Regions from separate parts of the Mus musculus genome. Here region 1 is linked to region 2. A link is a loop called in an ENCODE intact Hi-C map of the cell type or tissue named here. Cell type or tissue: left cerebral cortex. All regions are shown on one strand.

What was found. A loop is a pair of places that touch in the nucleus more often than their neighbours do. Peaks named below come from ENCODE experiments on the same cell type or tissue, not always from the same donor. Only the 100,000 strongest peaks of a DNase experiment are listed, where the experiment ranks them.
Region 1: it touches region 2 in a loop (2.3-fold over the local background); 12 of 42 quality-filtered maps call a loop at or near these places.

The regions. Positions count from the first base shown.
Region 1 is chr12:76,263,984-76,271,983 of GRCm38, reverse strand. Mthfd1 (methylenetetrahydrofolate dehydrogenase (NADP+ dependent), methenyltetrahydrofolate cyclohydrolase, formyltetrahydrofolate synthase) reads right to left here. Exons shown (of 28, transcript NM_138745.2): 2 at 1,482-1,566. Among named protein-coding and RNA genes, the nearest start is that of Gm40444, 8.0 kb to the left of the region's middle. In left cerebral cortex, a CTCF peak has its summit at 4,954 (motif pointing left); DNase peaks (open chromatin) are centred at 4,932, 7,186 and 7,430; H3K4me3 peaks cover 256 bases; H3K27ac peaks cover 819 bases.
Region 2 is chr12:76,459,573-76,467,572 of GRCm38, reverse strand. No RefSeq gene overlaps it. Among named protein-coding and RNA genes, the nearest start is that of Gm10451, 19 kb to the right of the region's middle. In left cerebral cortex, no CTCF peak of the experiment used is centred here; DNase peaks (open chromatin) are centred at 2,579 and 3,965; H3K27ac peaks cover 292 bases.

The DNA.
Region 1 (8,000 bases), 200 kb after region 2:
GAGCTACCTTTGAATCCCACAGGAGCGCCAGGCAGGGCGCACACGCACACACACCGAGTCAATGAATGTGTACGGTTGGGGTTTTTTGTTGTTGTTGGTTTTAAGTTTTCCGCAGGTAATGCATGCCTTCTCACCAAATTTTACTATTGAAAAGTTCTAAAGCAGGCACAGTAGTGCACACCTACAGTCTCAGTACTCTGAAGTTCAATGTCAGCTTGGGGTACAAAGCAGGGCCTGTCTCAAACACGGTTCTCTCTCCATGATGTTTACTTTAACATATCAAGAGTTTCCATTGGCTCGGCAGTTCAGAGGAAGAATCGTGCTCACAGCACCCACGCTGGGGACCTGGTCCCTCCTCCTGGACTCACTGGCTTGCTGCCTTCATGTGTGCACACACCTACACAAGGGCACACACTTACACAGGTACTTAAAAATAATTAAATTATAAATAATGTATAATTCAACATAGGGAATTTCGGACCAGCCAGTGTTGCTGAAAATTTTTAATCCTAACCCAGGGTTTCTACCCTACCTTTGACCCTTTAGTTCCCCAGTAAAAGCCTTTATATTTACAATAATCCTTAAACAGCACAAGAGCTGGGTAGATACTACCCTCTATGTTGTTAGACTCCACTTCCTATCAATAACTCCGAGTTATTACTTACTGTGTTTCAAGCCAGGGTTGCAGAGTGAGACCCAGTCCAAAAAAACAAAAATCTTTTAACAAGAATTAATGTGCTTGAAAATAAGTAAATACATAAACCCAAATTTTATTCCCAACACAGTAAGTATTCATAGCTAAGTTCTGTTTAAAGTTTAAGAGTACAAAAGGGGGATGGTGAGATGGTTCAGTGGGTAAGAGCACCGACTGCTCTTCCAAAGGTACTGAGTTCAAATCCCAGCAACCACGTGGTGGCTCACAACCACCCATAATGAGATCTGATACCCTCTTCTGGTGCGTTTGAAGACAGCTACAGTGAACTTATTCTAATAAATAAATCTTTGGAAAAAAAAAAAAAAGTACAAAAGGTCCTAAGAAGACCTAGTGGGCAGGGCTAACGGTGCAGCTCAGTGGGGAGAGGGCTTGCCCAGCATGCAGAAAGCCCCATGTTCCATCCCCAGCACCACACAAAGCCAGGCAAGGTGGCACATGCCTACAATCCTGGAAGTTGGGAGGCAGAGGCAGAAGACGGGAGTTCAAGGTCACCCTTGCCTACATAGCCTATCTCCATATCACTGGCATATATGAGACCCTACCTTAAAACAACAAAAAAAGGAGAAAAGCACCCACCATACTGTCATAGAGCAAGATAAACCAGCACCGGGAAGCTGGGTACCAGAAATGGGAGCCCACAGTGAGAAGCCATGGGTGTGTCTGAGGTTTCACAAGGTGGGAGGCCCAGGTCTGAAGTGCTGCAGCCTCTACTGCTGTGAAGAGGCTAGGTAAGAATGGTGTTAACGGGAATAAGATGCTCCAATACCTGCAGGATTGCCAGGCCAGGGGTGAAGCCAGGTACCTGCTCCTGCATCCGAGTTACCTGGTTCTTCAGTCGATCCCTGATTTGCCTAGAGGGAAAGAAAAGGTGGAAGGAGTTACCACTTACTTCATGGCAAGCGTAAGTGAGGCAGAGCACTGGATACATCTCTTGGAAGTTAAAACCACCTTCGCTGACGGACATTATCTAACAAGTGTGTGTCTCATGGCCTTCCCACCAACTTCCCTCAACTGACCTTAGATTGTTCTGTAACTTTTAACGATGAGGACTGAACCAGGCAAGTGCAGGGGAAGATGTTTAAAATACCTCAATTGGGGGCTGAAGACGTAGCTCAACAATTAAGAGAGAATCACCGTTGCAGAAGACCCAGCCTAGTGACTATCATGATCTTAAGGGCCAGCAGGCAATGGTGGCTCAGCTATTCAGGAGGGTCAAAAATTCAAGGTCTGCTTGGGCTACAAGTGAGTTCAAGGTCACCCTGGGCAACTTAAGAGAGCCTGTCTTAAAATAAAAAATAAAATCAGGGTGTATGGGGGAAACTTCTTCAATCCCAGTATTCAACAAGACCGAAGCAAATTACTGGGCCTCTGAGGCCAGCTTGAGCTACATATAAGTATCAGGCACATTAGTGCATAGCAAAGACTATGTTTCAATAAAAAAAATTTTTTTTAAATCACTGTTTTACTCCAACTTTTATTTCTAGTTAGTGACCTTGTTTTTTTCAAAGCATTACTCAACACAAGAATAAAGTTCAAAAAAGAATAGGCCATAGTTTTGGAGTTTCTTCTGTTGTTGCTACTGGTTTTCAACCGGATTTGACCTGGACCATGGAGGCAGCTCTGCTGTAAAACAAGCACAGACTGCCTGGCAGCTGCCGGTGTCCACGTCCCTGCGGTCCCCGCCTTTGCTGCTCCCCATCAAGGCAATGAGCTGTGCTATGGGGACAGAGCTGAGGGCAAGCTCTGAGCTCTGCTGTCAAGTTCCGAGGCTCGCCTCTTCTTCCCACTCCCTCTCCTCTAGGCTGTCAATCAAGGTACTGGAGGGCCGAGGTCAGATAACAGGAGTACAAAGTGCCTTGTGTCCAGCACTCTACTGGCCAAGCAGGGCATGGTGTGAAAGCCTTTAACCCCAGCAACTGGGAGGTAGGAGCAAGAGGGTCGGGAGTGTGGGGTTATCGCCAGCTACATGATGAGTTTGAATCCAGCCTGACTCAAAAACAAAGATGGGATAGGAAGGCAGAGGGGCATGTGGTAGGCCAAAGCTTATTTCAACCTAAGCAAAATCATAGTGTGTCACTACTAGAAAGACACAAAAACTGGCTGGAAGAGAAGGGGAAGAAGGAGGAGGAGAAGGAGAAGGAAAAACAACAGTAGAACAGGTGGGCACTCCTGAGACAACCCCCTTGTCAAGTAAGAAGGCATTCTATATGCCACTCACAAATGAAGCACAGGCTCACAACAGGCCAGTGGCTTTCCTCGAGCCAAATGGCAAAAAGATGAGCATGTGCCAGGACCCTGAGCAGGCACCTGCTGGCCACCTGGAAACCGGGAGTGATGGCCAGCACAGAGACTATTTTATTCTGGTGTGATGGGAGGCCATGACAGGGTTTTGAACACAGATCACATGGTCGGTCGGTCGTACACTGTTAGAATTCATTCCGGTTGCTGAACTGGTAATGGAGCAGGGCGCTGCAAGCTGAGGCACTAGAAAGAAACCACCACTGCAGGGCCCGGCCAGCACAGTCGAGAGCAGATTACAGTGTGGCTGACAGGCTAACCGATTCCAGACCCATCTGCAGGAGTCGCATAGAAGATGTCACAGCTACGTGGACTCAGCTTTGGGGACTGTGAAGGTGATAGAAAACTATCAGCTGGGAGCATGCTGAGGCCCAGAGCACATTTCATGCCAATGCAGTCAAGCTATTTACCGGATTGTCTAAGGGCAAGTGGGCATTTGAGACCTACAGTTGGAGTCTAGGGACAAATAAAAATACTCAGCAGGTGGCAAAGCTATGGGAAGCCAGCGCCATAGGTGGTGAGCCGGAAAACACTGGTTTTACTCAGTAGGCCAAGACTATAGGACAGAACGTTCCAGAGTTCCATGCTACCATTTAAAAGAACCTAAGCTCCAAGTTTCATGCTACCATTTAAAAGAACCTAAGCTCCAAGTTTCCCTTCTAGGGATAAAGAGATGCAGGTTGGAAGTCATTTACATTGACTGTCCTAATCTTTTCCTAACAGGCCGCTCTCTCTTCTGTGAATAAGCATGTTTTCATGTCTACAGGTATTCGCATGTATGCGTGGACATTGGAGGACAACGGTAGATGTCATCTTAAGTCTACATATTTAGACTGGCTAACTAATGAAGCTCAGAAATCAGGGCCTTGGTATAGATAACTATCTCAGCCTTACTCCCAGCACTTGGGAGGCAGAAGCAGACAGATAATTAAGAGTTTAAGGCAAGCCTGATCTACATAATGAGGTCCAGGCTAGCCAGGGTTACATAGTGAGACACTGTCTCAAAGACAAATAGATCAAAGTACTGTGTGTGCACACCATAGTATGTATGTGGTCAGAGGACAACTTGCGGGGGTCACTTTTCCCCTCCCACGGTGGAGGGAGGTCTTGAACTCCAAACGTCAGGCTCCGTAGCAAGGCCCTTCACCCACTGAGCCATCTCACTGTAGCAAGGCCCTTCACCCACTGAGCCATCTCACTAGCCCCTTTCCATTTCACCATAAGCTGTCTATTTCTATTGCTTTGAGGAAGAGAAGGTACTCTGCTCTTGCCTTCTGGGGTGGCTACTAAGAACCCTAAGATAAAGAGAAGGAGGAAAGCTAAGAATTGGCTACAGCTGGAGCAACGGACATTAAAGGGCAAACACAGCTTCACCTGTCTTCAGGAGGCTGGTCTCAGACGATAGTCAATTAAATGGTAGTAATTTCTTCCAATTTTTATAGCCCCAAATTTCCAGAAGTCTAAGTGCTGTGACAGAAGGACTCCCCAATCACTGCAGTCTTCAGTTGTGGGAGCCCCCATGCCTCTCCACTGCCCCCCACACCCAGTCTTTCCACAGCCCCCACGCCTCTCCACTGCCCCCCGCCCCCAGTCTTTCCACAGCCCCCATGCCTCTCCACTGTCCCTGGACTAGATCTTCCATGTAAGGACTTCAGAGCCAAGTGAAGCCAGAAGAAGCAACCAGAAAAACACATGGTCCTCCAAGTACAAATAATCACGCCAGATTCACAGCATTCTTCACCAACCACCTACAACCTAGAGAAGACGTCTGTCAGTCTCTACGTAAGAGCAATCGGTATGGAAGTGTGCACAGAAACTGAAAAGCCAGCAAAGCCAGCATAGCACTCTGGATCTGATTGACGGACGCCGGTAGAATAATCACAGCCAAGTGATGTGATACAAGCCGTGAAAACAAGGACTCGGGATGTAGTTTCAAGGTGATACTGCCATCTAGTGGGTAGGTGTCAGAAGTGCAAGAAATAGATCAGACTAGATGGGGTGAGCTCAGGAGGCAGAGGCAAGTGGATCTCTATGAGTTCAAGGCTAGCCTGATCTACAGAGTTCCAAGATAGATGGAGCTACATAATAGAGAGGCCCTGTCTCAAAAACAAACAAACAAACAAACAACAGTAGTCTATAAGGCTGAAGAGATGGCTCAGCGGGTTAAGGGACATCTGACAACCCCAATAACCTGAATTTAATCCCTGGGACCCACGCATAGAAGGAGAGAACTGACTCCCTGCCAGGTGTCCCCTGCCCTCCAAGGCTGTGTCATGACAACACCAAGCTCCTCCCCTCTGCCCTCCAGCAAATAAAAATAAGTAGTGGCAGACCATGAACCCACCACACACACAAAATCAAATGGAATAAAACATTTAATTTTAAAAGAATTTATTTATTTTACTTATGTGCATGGGTGTTTTGCCTAAATGTAGGTATGTGTACCACGTGCGTGCCTGGTACCTGCGGAGGACAGAAGAGGGTCATATTCTTGGAACGGAAGTTACAGATGGGTGAGTTGTAAGATGTATATATACACATAAATAAATATATATGTATATGTATATACATATGCATGCTAGGAACCTAACCTGGATCCTCTGGAAGAATAGGCAGGGTTCTTAACCCACTGTCTCAATAAAAACATCTTAATAAATTAAAAAAAAAAGGTTAACTAGCAAGTTCTAAAGCAGCAGGGCGGCTCACCTGTAATCCTGACACTCAGAAAACTGGGGGAGGAGAACTGTTATACTGATAGGTCTGCTATCTATGAGGATAGCCTGGGCTACTGAATGAGAGCCGAATCCCAGGCTAGAAAGATAGCCTTGTAGAAGAGTTTGCTGCCATGACTGACAACTTCAATTCCACCCTGGGGTGGTGGCTTGAATAGATATGGCCCCACAAATTCATGTGTTTGAATGCTTGGCCCATAGGAAAAAGCATTTTTAGGAGGTGTGGCCTTGTTGGAGGAAGTGGGTCACTGTGGGGACGGGCTCTAAGGTCTCTATGCTCAAATTCTGCCCACTGTAGAAATGCAGTCTCCTCTTGGTTGTCTTCAGATCAAGATGTAGAACTCTTGGCTCTCTAACACCATATCTGCCTGCAGGCTTCCATGTTTGTCTCAAACTCACATAGATCCACCTGCCTCTGCCTCCGGTGTGTCAGGATTAAAGGTGTGAGCCACTACTACCTGACAAGAATCGCTTTTAAGTTAAAAGTTAAAACAAAATTGAATATAGACACACATGGATATACATATACATGAGAGAGACAAACAAACGCACTCCAAAAATAAAATGAATCATAATGCTAGGTGGTAGTGGCACATACCTTTAATTACGGCACTCAGAAAGCACAGGCAGGTGGGTCTCTGAGTTCAAGGCCAGCCAGTCTGGTCTACAGTGAGTTCCAGGACAAGCAGGACTACACAGAGAAACCCTGTTTCAAGAAATCAAAAAACTAAATGTTTTCCTTTGTAAGAATTGCCTTGGTTATGGTGTCTCTTACTGAGTTTTGGTCTGTTGCTATGTATTGTAATACTAACTCCTATACCTATAGGTCTAGTTTTGTGGCGCAAACCTTTTCCTTAATTTAAAAACTATTGGTTAAATAAAAATAGTATAGCCAATTACTGGAGGGAAGAGAGGTAGGTGGGTTTTGAGTTACCTGGTTGGGGGTAGCAGAAAAAAAGGAAAATAAGAAAGAACAGGACGAGGAGGAAGCCACCATGAGAGATGAGCCATGGTCAATGGCCGGGAGAAACAGGAAGTAATTGGGGCATACCACTGGGGAAGTCGCCAGGCCAGCAGCTAGAAAAGTAGATTAGGGTTTACCCCCAGTAATTGTCAAAGCCAAATGAAATAACCATAGTCTGAGTCTCATTCATTTGTAAGCTAGACAGGGACACGTTTAAATTGGTTCAACTACAGTCTCATCACAGTAATGAAACCCTCACTAAGACGTCTGGAATCCACACAGTAGAAGCAGAGTGAGACCCTACTTCACGACAGTCAGACAGACAGACAGACACTTGATTCTGTCTCCCTGCCTGCTACCCTACTCAAGGAAGGAGCAGATCTCCACCTACTCAGATCCAACAAGCTCCTGACTTTAGGCATTCAGCCCACAGGGCTGGGAATGTAGCTCAGTGGCCAGGCTTCTGCCCGGCACACACAGCCCCAGTTTCAACGCCAGTACTGCAAGAATGCAGAACAGAAATTGCTAAACTCTAAGTCATCTTTCAAAGAGTCAGGCATCCAGATTTTTAAGTATAATTACAGACATGAATGTGTTGCAATGTAATCTAATTTTTTAAAAATAATTTCTGCAAGTCAAACAAAACATTTGGCTTATAAGCCACTGGTTTTGTTACAAGACAGCGTTAGGAGACAAGCTGGGCTGGCTCTGCATACAAAGAACCAAGAAGCTGCGACCAACTCTATGCCAACAGGGGAAATCGTGCCAGTGGGTCTGCCAGCACAGGGCGCACACCAGATTTAGTCATTATCTCTCTATTATATACCAGATCTATCATTATCTAACCAGATCTGGTTGTCAGAGCTGGTTATGGCGACACAGAATAGCTACAAGTCCCTTGGACTTGTCCCCGGGACACTGCCACCAGTAAGAGACACGGAAGTCTAAAATATATCTGCTTGAAGAAAGAGCAGGAGCTGGTACATAAAAAAACAAACAAATAAACAAAAGGGGAAGCCAAACAGATCACACAAACCAGAATAAATCCCTGGAAGACCTGTGCTCTCATCTAAGACCCTCTCCTATGTATGCTCAACACCCTTACAGTTCACCCTGTGCCTGGGCAAATTTCACCTCCAAAGTCAGTTCTGCTACTCACTCAAGGGCCACTCAGCTTGCCCTGGGGCCATCCCTGCTGATCCCAGGCAGTTATTTACAAACCACTGAGGTCAGAGGTCCAAAGCACAGGCTATTCATCCTTGGTTCCCAGCCTCCTTCTCCCTAATACTGA
Region 2 (8,000 bases):
GGTTGGTTCCCTGAAATCATCAACAAAACTGTTTCACCCAGGGAAACCAGCAAACGTGGTGTATGCGCCTTGAGGAGAGCCCGGTGTGAGTCATTTCCCAGAATACCACTCTGCAGATGTCAACACGGGCAGGGAGGACACTCCAGGTTCTGATGAAATAGCAGGATAACTGAAAAGCCTGAGACAAGTATTTCAGTGGGGCCCACATCTGATGTGGGATTTTAACCACCAGTGAGCATTGAGAACAAATCCAGTCGTTCACTGTGCCACCAAAGAGGGAGACGATGAGGTGATGCCTGGAAATCCTGCCATGTCTTTGCACAATGGGGGTGGGACAGTAAATAAACAGCCGGCCACTTCCACGCCTTCATTATGCTTTATTACTATGAGGTGACAGCGTTGAGGAGGAAATCTCTGAGCTGGCTTTCCCCTCACCACCCTTAGGACTGTCAAATGCTTTAGAGGGACTCTTTCAGAACTGCTCTAGGCAGCAAGAGAACTGGGACCTCCAAAGGCTCAGATGTCCAGCACCTGCAACCCACTCGTGAATGCTCCCCACTCACAGGTAACAGGTGTTCAGGATCCGAGCACAGCCCAGTTCTCGGGGCAACTATTGCCGTGTATAGTAACAGCTATAAAAATAGCAGGTGACCCCACTTCCACAAGGGGAGCCAGGGTAAGTGTTTCCAGACCACAGCAGTTACACTCTGTGCTGGAGACGGTCCAGGGGCTTGAGGCTGACCTGAGCTTGTCTCCAACCCTTCCCATTTGCCAACTGTGGCCTGGGCAGGGTTTGGCTTCCTCCGGCCTCCATTCTCATCAGCGCTGGAGAGAAACAGGAAAGAGTGTCTAAAGTTGAATGGCTGGAGGGGGAGGGCAGTGGGGGAGGGGTTAGTGAGAACAAAGTATAAAGACACCTATGTATGAAGATGCGAAGATGCCATGATGAAACCTGTTACTTTGCATGTTGACTTAAGAAGCTCAGACTTTTTTTTTTTTTTTGAGACAGGATTGCTCTGTGTAGCCCAGGCTGTCCTGGAACTCACTTTGTAGACCAGGCTGGCCTCAAACTCAGAAATCCGCCTGCCTCTGCCTCCCGAGTGCTAGGATTAAAGGCGTGTGCCACCATGCCCAGCGAGCAGAGACTCTTGTGTGTGTGTATGTGTGTATTTAAAGATTTTTTTATTTGTTATATGTAACTACACTTCACCCCAGAAGAGGGCATCTGATCTCTTTACGGATGGTTGTGAGCCACCATGTGGTTGCTGGGAATTGAACTCAGGACCCCCAGAAGAGCAGTCAGTGCTCTTAATCACTGAGCCATCTCTCCAGTCTGAGCTGTGTGTCTTTTAGTTACAGTGCTTACTGATATAATAAACAGGAAATGGACTTCAACCAACTATAAAGAAGGTGAGATGAGCTAGACAGGGATAGGGTTATGGCTCAGTCGGTAGAATGCTTGCCTAATATACACAAATCCCTGGGTTCCATTCCATAGCGCTGCATGAAGACTGGGCATGGTGGTATATGCTTGTGATCCCAGCACCCAGAAGACAGAAGCAAGAGGATCAGGAGTTCAAGACCATCCTCAGACACATAGTAAATCTGAGACTAACCTTGACTTATGAGACCCTGTCTCAAACAAACAAATAAACAAACAAATGTGGGTCACATGGGTGCTAACATATCTAAATCCTTGCCTATTAGAACAGAGCATGAAAAATTGAGTGTATTACTTAAAGATGCCAATAACAGAACAAAGACATTAGCCTTAAGGATCCAGGTGTGGTGACACAAGCCTTTAACCTGCCATTCGGGAAGCAGAGGTGAGTGGAACTCAGTGAGTTCAAGGCCCGCCTGATCTACACAGTGAATTACAGGACAGTTGGGGCTATATAGTAACACCCTGTCACAAAAAAACAGCCAAACCAAACCAAACCAAACCAACAATTACAAAAAAGTTAACTTTAAAGGGCTTGTGGGTGGGGGGTAGGGGCAGATATGTCTGACTTTCGCGTTTGGCTTTCCAAACTTTTTACTCTAAATTTTTTCTCTTATACTTTATGTGTATGGGTGTTTTGCTGGAGTGCATATGTGTACCATATGAATGCCTGAAGAGATCTTCAGATTCCCAGAAATTGGAGTTGCAGATCGCTGTGAGCTGCAATGTGGGTATTAGAAATTAAACTCAGGTCTTCCAGAAGAGCAGTAAAGGTTCTTAGCCTCTGAGCCATTTCTCCAGCCCCCTGATTTATTTTTAAAAGGAAATATAATTATGGTCCCCTGCAGAAGATCAAGTCATTACAAGAGCAGCCAGTATCCCAGCAGACAGCGCTAATTGGATTCTGTGTATGGGGGTGCGTAAAGTGGGGGGAAAGGGAGCCTGTTAGGAGGTGTGAGGGATGGGGGCGCATAGAGCTGTGGGTGGGTATGATCAAGGCACACTGTACACCTGCATGAAACTGTCAAAGAATAAAAACAAGGTTAGCAAAGAGAGCTTAAAAAGGAAACACACCGTGCATCCTACGGCTTGGTTTCTCATCCGCCTCCCCCTGGAGCAGTTGTTGATTTCAATCTGTTCTTTTCTCTGAAGTTGCGTTTACACGCCTCCCTTCGGGAACACTGGAAACAGTTTATATTTATAGCCCCTTGTCTCTAGGATTCTGTAACTCCTTTAGGCTGGCCGTGTCTCTTGATTTATACTATGCTGGTAAATCATCCCCAATAAAGCCTTTCTTTTCTTGATATATATGTGTACAGAAACAGGAGGGGATGATTTGGAGCGGGAAGGGAGTAGTTTAATCTCTGCAGTGCTAAGCAGAGAAGCCGCAGGAAGGAGCAGTGCTCCCTGGCCACATGGCCTCTCACAGCCTCACAGCCAGGCTGTGTCTAGAAGTCCAGCTTCCCTCTCCAGACTCACACAGCTGGAGACCTTGGGTCCAATCTCTCTCTCTCTCTCTCTCTCTCTCTCTCTCTCTCTCTCTTTCTTTCTCTCAAGATGCATTTATTTTATTTATATGAGTATATTGTAGCTGTCTTCAGACACATCAGACTCCATTACAGATGGTTGTGAGCCACCATGTGGTTGCTGGGAATTGAACTCAGAACCTCTGGAAGAACAGTCAGTTCTCTTAACCACTGAGCCATCTCTCCAGCCAATCTTTTTAAGTTCTCAAACCTGTCATGGACTTCAGGGGGCCCACAAACCCCAAGAGTTACATATGCAACTATTTACTTTTCTGGAAAAGGGCTTGGGTCATTTTCAGACTTTGGATCTCCACAGCCCCAGAACTAAAATGGTCTGGCTCTATGTAGGTCTCCAATTCTCCCAACAAGACAAATTTAAGTGGCTTTTGTACCTAGGGACCAAGTAAAACTGTGCTGTACCTATCACCTTGTCGAGATTCTAAATGTACAGTGATGGTAGGAACCCCAACTCTGGAGCAGACTGCCTCAACTATCTCCTAGCAGTGGGGCCTCTTTGGGACAACATGTGTCCTTCTGCTCTTGCTTCCTGGGACAGATAAAAGTACCTGTCCTGTTAAACAAGTTAATATGGGGGAAGTGCTTAGAACAGCCAGGCACTGGGGCAGTGTCACATGGTCTCCGGTCCTTCACTGTGTGGCACGGTGTGACATAGTGCTTACCTGTAGTCAGGAGTAATCATGGAGTTTCTATGTTGGGAAGATAAACCTGAAGCACCTCTTAGGAGTTAGTGTAGTACCTAGCAGGTCCTGTATGTACAGATGACGCTGCAGAGATGCTGTGGAGAGAGCAGAACCTTCTAGTGGCTCTCTCTTGCTCTCTGTGTGTGTGGTAATCTGCATGTGTATGTGTGTGTGTGTGTGTGTGCGCGTGCTCATCTGCGTATGTGTGTTGTATCTCTTTCTCCTCCCTTCTTCTCCCAGGCCAAGATCCTAGGCAGGCCTGTGCCACAAGCTTAGGGAAAACATCAGAGAAGAAAGCTGGGGAGGAGACAAAAGCTGGCTCAAGTTCAGCAATGACTCAGATCAGACACCCAAGACCAAATGCAAATACAGCAGAGGCTTGGGGTTGCCCAGAGACTGCTTGTCACAAAGCTGACATATGCCCTTCCTATTGTTTTCCTTCCATGTACAGATCGTGTGTGTGTGTGTGTGTGTGTGTGTGTGTGTGTGTGTGTGTGTGCGTACGCGCGAGCGCATGTTGGGGGTTGAACTCGGGGTCTCAAGTGTGTTAAGAATATATAACCTGAGCTAAACCTCAGCCCCATCCCACGACATTATAAATTTGGTTATTTTTCTTTTCATTGTCGTTATACTTTTAATATGTATCAATATAAGTCCCCCTCAACATTTGTTTTGCAAATATTTTCATTTCTATTGGTAGTCTTCAAATTTTATTGATATCCATTTTTTAAAATGTTGAATGATTATATGTTTATGTATGTGGGACTCACATGGCATGGCTCATGTATGAGGTCTGAGGGCAACTTGCCAACTTGCAAGAGTGGGTTCTCTCCTTCCACCACATGGGTCCTAGGGATCAAACTCAGATCTTCAGGCTTGGCTGCAGACACTTTGATTTCTGGGCCACCTTGCCAGGACTTTCCCCCTAAAGACAGCATGGTACACACACTTTAAAGCAGGCGCGCGCACGTGCGCGCGCGCACACACACACAGTTGTTATTTTGTTACTTCATTATTTGTTTGGTTGGTTGGTTTTGAGATGGTTTTGCTGTATAGATCTGGCTGGCTTAGAACTCACTGTATAGACTAGGCTAGCCTCAAAAGGTTGTTATTTGGAAAAGTCCAATTTATTTGTTTATTTTTTTATTCATTTTTGGTTGCTTGTGCTTCAGGATCATATCACAGGAATCACTACTATATAAACCAAAATAGCAAGGATTTATGACTGCTTATAACTTATGACTGTTTATGATTTATAAATTTCAGATGTTGTATTTAGATCTACAAAATGTGTGTGGTTGTTAGTTTTAATTGTCAATTTGACAGACTCTAAAATCCCCTGGCACATGGGCTTGTGGGCAAGCTTGTGGGCATTATATTGATTTCACTATTGAGGTAGAACTACCTGCCCACTGTGGGTGGCACCATTCCCTCAGCAGAGGGTCCTGGACTGCATAACAGTGGAGACGGCAAGCTGACACCAGCATCATGCATTCAGCTGACATGAGCTGTTGTTTCAGGTTCCTATTGCCTTGTTTCCAGACATGGCAGTCTATGCCTCAAGTTGGGAGCTGAAATAAACCATTTCTAGCTTCAATTGCTCATTTCAGGGTGTTTACTGACACCAGCATCATGCATTCAGCTGACATGAGCTGTTGTTTCAGGTTCCTATTGCCTTGTTTCCAGACATGGCAGTCTATGCCTCAAGTTGGGAGCTGAAATAAACCATTTCTAGCTTCAATTGCTCATTTCAGGGTGTTTAATCGCAGCAACAGAAAGACACAAAGATGATGCTTCAGTTCTGCTGTATTGTGAGAAGTAGAAATCTAAGTTCTCTTATTTGTATGTTGGCATCCAGTTACTTCTACACTCGATGGTTGCATGAACTCCCCGAGAGAGCTGTCATGACAATCTCAAAGTCTACTGACCATAAACGTGAACGTTTATTCAAATACTTCTTGCTTTGCCCTCTTCCAAACTATTACACTGACTGAGGCTTTCTGCATATCCCCTTCTGATTTTGGACCCTGTACTAGGTGCACCATTGTATTAGACCTGTGCCCCTGTGAAGGTGGGGACCTGGCTGTAGCCTCAGGAAACTACACAAGTGTCCCTTGCCTTAGTGTCTCTATTGCTGTCAAGAGACATGATCATGGCAACTCTTTTTTTTTTAATTAATTAATTATATGTAAGTATACTGTAGCTGTCTTTAGACACTCTGGAAGAGGGAGCCAGATCTCGTTATGGATGGTTGTGAGTCACCATGTGGTTGCTGGGATTTGAACTCAGGACCTTCGGAAGAGCAGTCAGTGCCCTTAACTGCTGAGCCATTTCTCCAGCCTGATCATGGCAACTCTTATAAAGGAAAACGTTCAATTGGGCCTGGTTTACAATTCAGAGGTTTGTATCTATCAAACTATCGTCATGACAGGAAGCATGGTGTGGTGGCATGCAGGCAGACATAGTGCTGTAGAAGGAGCTGAGTGTTCTACATCTTAATCCATGGGCAACAGGAAGAGACTGAGACAGACTGGCTAGTCTTGAGCATCTGAAATCTCAAAGCCTGCCCCCAGTGACACACGTCCTCCACCAGTGCCACACCCACTCCACCAAGGCCACACCTCCTAGTAGTGGCATTCCCTATGGGATTATGAGGGTCATTTTTATTCAAATCACCACATCCCTGTACAAGTTTCTTTTTTTGTACGGTTCTCTCAGACAAATTTTTTACATTATAGCCCAGGCTGGCCTGGAACTCACTATTCTAACTATAGCCCAGGCTGGCCTGGAAGTCATAATCTTCCAGGAACCTGCCCTAAGCCTGACTCACATATTAAAGAACTGTGGAAAAATATGAATAGCATTACTTATTCATGGTGGAGAACCGTGAACTCTACTTCCCAAACTTTCCATGACCCACCAAAACAAACAAACAAAAATTTAGTAGTAGCCGGGTGTGGTGGCGTGTGCCTTTAATCCCAGCACTTGGGAGGCAGAGGCAGGCGAATTTCTGAGTTTGAGGCCAGCATAGTCTACAGAGTGAGTTCCAGGACAGCCAGGGCTACACAGAGAAACCCTGACTCGAAAAAACCAAACCAACCAACCAACCAACCAACCAAACAAACAAAAAGCTTAGTAATAACTCTCCATTGTTTTCTGACTTCTGCCTCCAGTAACCTCATATCTCCTCTCTGTTTCTGAGATTTTGTGAGCTATGAGATGGGTCATATAAGTGAAATCACAGCACACTGTTTTTTCTGTGATTGGCATCTTCTCCTGCTGAGGCCAGACAAGTTGAACCATTTTGAGGAATGGGATCAACAGGCAGTCAACAGGATCAGGAACAGCCCCTGCTCCAGTTGTTGGGGTACCAGCATGAAGACCAAGCTGCTCACATGCAGTGTATACACAGGAGACTTGGTCCAGCCCGCGCTTGCTCTTTGGTTGGTGATTCAGGCTCTGGGAACCCACACACATCCAGGTTAGTTGACTTGGTTGGCCTTTCTGTGGAGTCCCTGTCCTCTTCGGGTCCCCAAGCTCCATCTAATATTTGACTGTGATCTTGCGCGCGCTCGACTGGCCAGGAAGAACGACGCTGCAACAGGATCCTTCTGCACACGTTTATTGGGAGAGCTTGATTGTAGAGGCGAAAAGACTTCGAGCCCAGAACTAGTGCTACTTTTATAGGCCTAGGAGGGGCGTGTCTCACACCCGGATTGGTTATGCATTAAGCCTCATTTGCATGTTCCTCATCTGATTGGCTACTCTCTCTCAGTACCTTACAGAACCTCATTATCATACCGCATTTGCATGTCTCACATCTGATTGGTTATACTCTCAGTACCTTACAGAACCTCATTATCATACCTCATTTGCATGTCTCACATCTGATTGGTTATACTCTCAGTACCTTACAGAACCTCATTATCATGCCTGGGCCAGGCAGTGTCTTTGCAAAAAACTTTACTGCATATGTACACATTGGTTGTTTGTCCAATCTTATGCGTGGTGGCCAGCAGTAGTCAGTGCCACTCAGCAACGGCACATGTGGCTTCCCACACTGTGAGTCTCTGCATCTCTTTCTATTGGCTGCTGGGTGAATCCTCTCAAAGGACAGTTAGGCTAGGTTCCTGTCTGCAAGCATAACAGAGTATCATTAATAGTGTCAGTTCTTGCCCATGGGATGGGTCTCAATTTGGGGCAGTCATGGGTTGGCCATATCCTCCATCTCTGTGATTTGTCCCTGTACATCTTGTAGGCTGGATACATTTTGAATAGAAGATTTGGTGGGTGAATTACTGTCCTCATCCCTCCACTGGGAGTCCTGCCTGG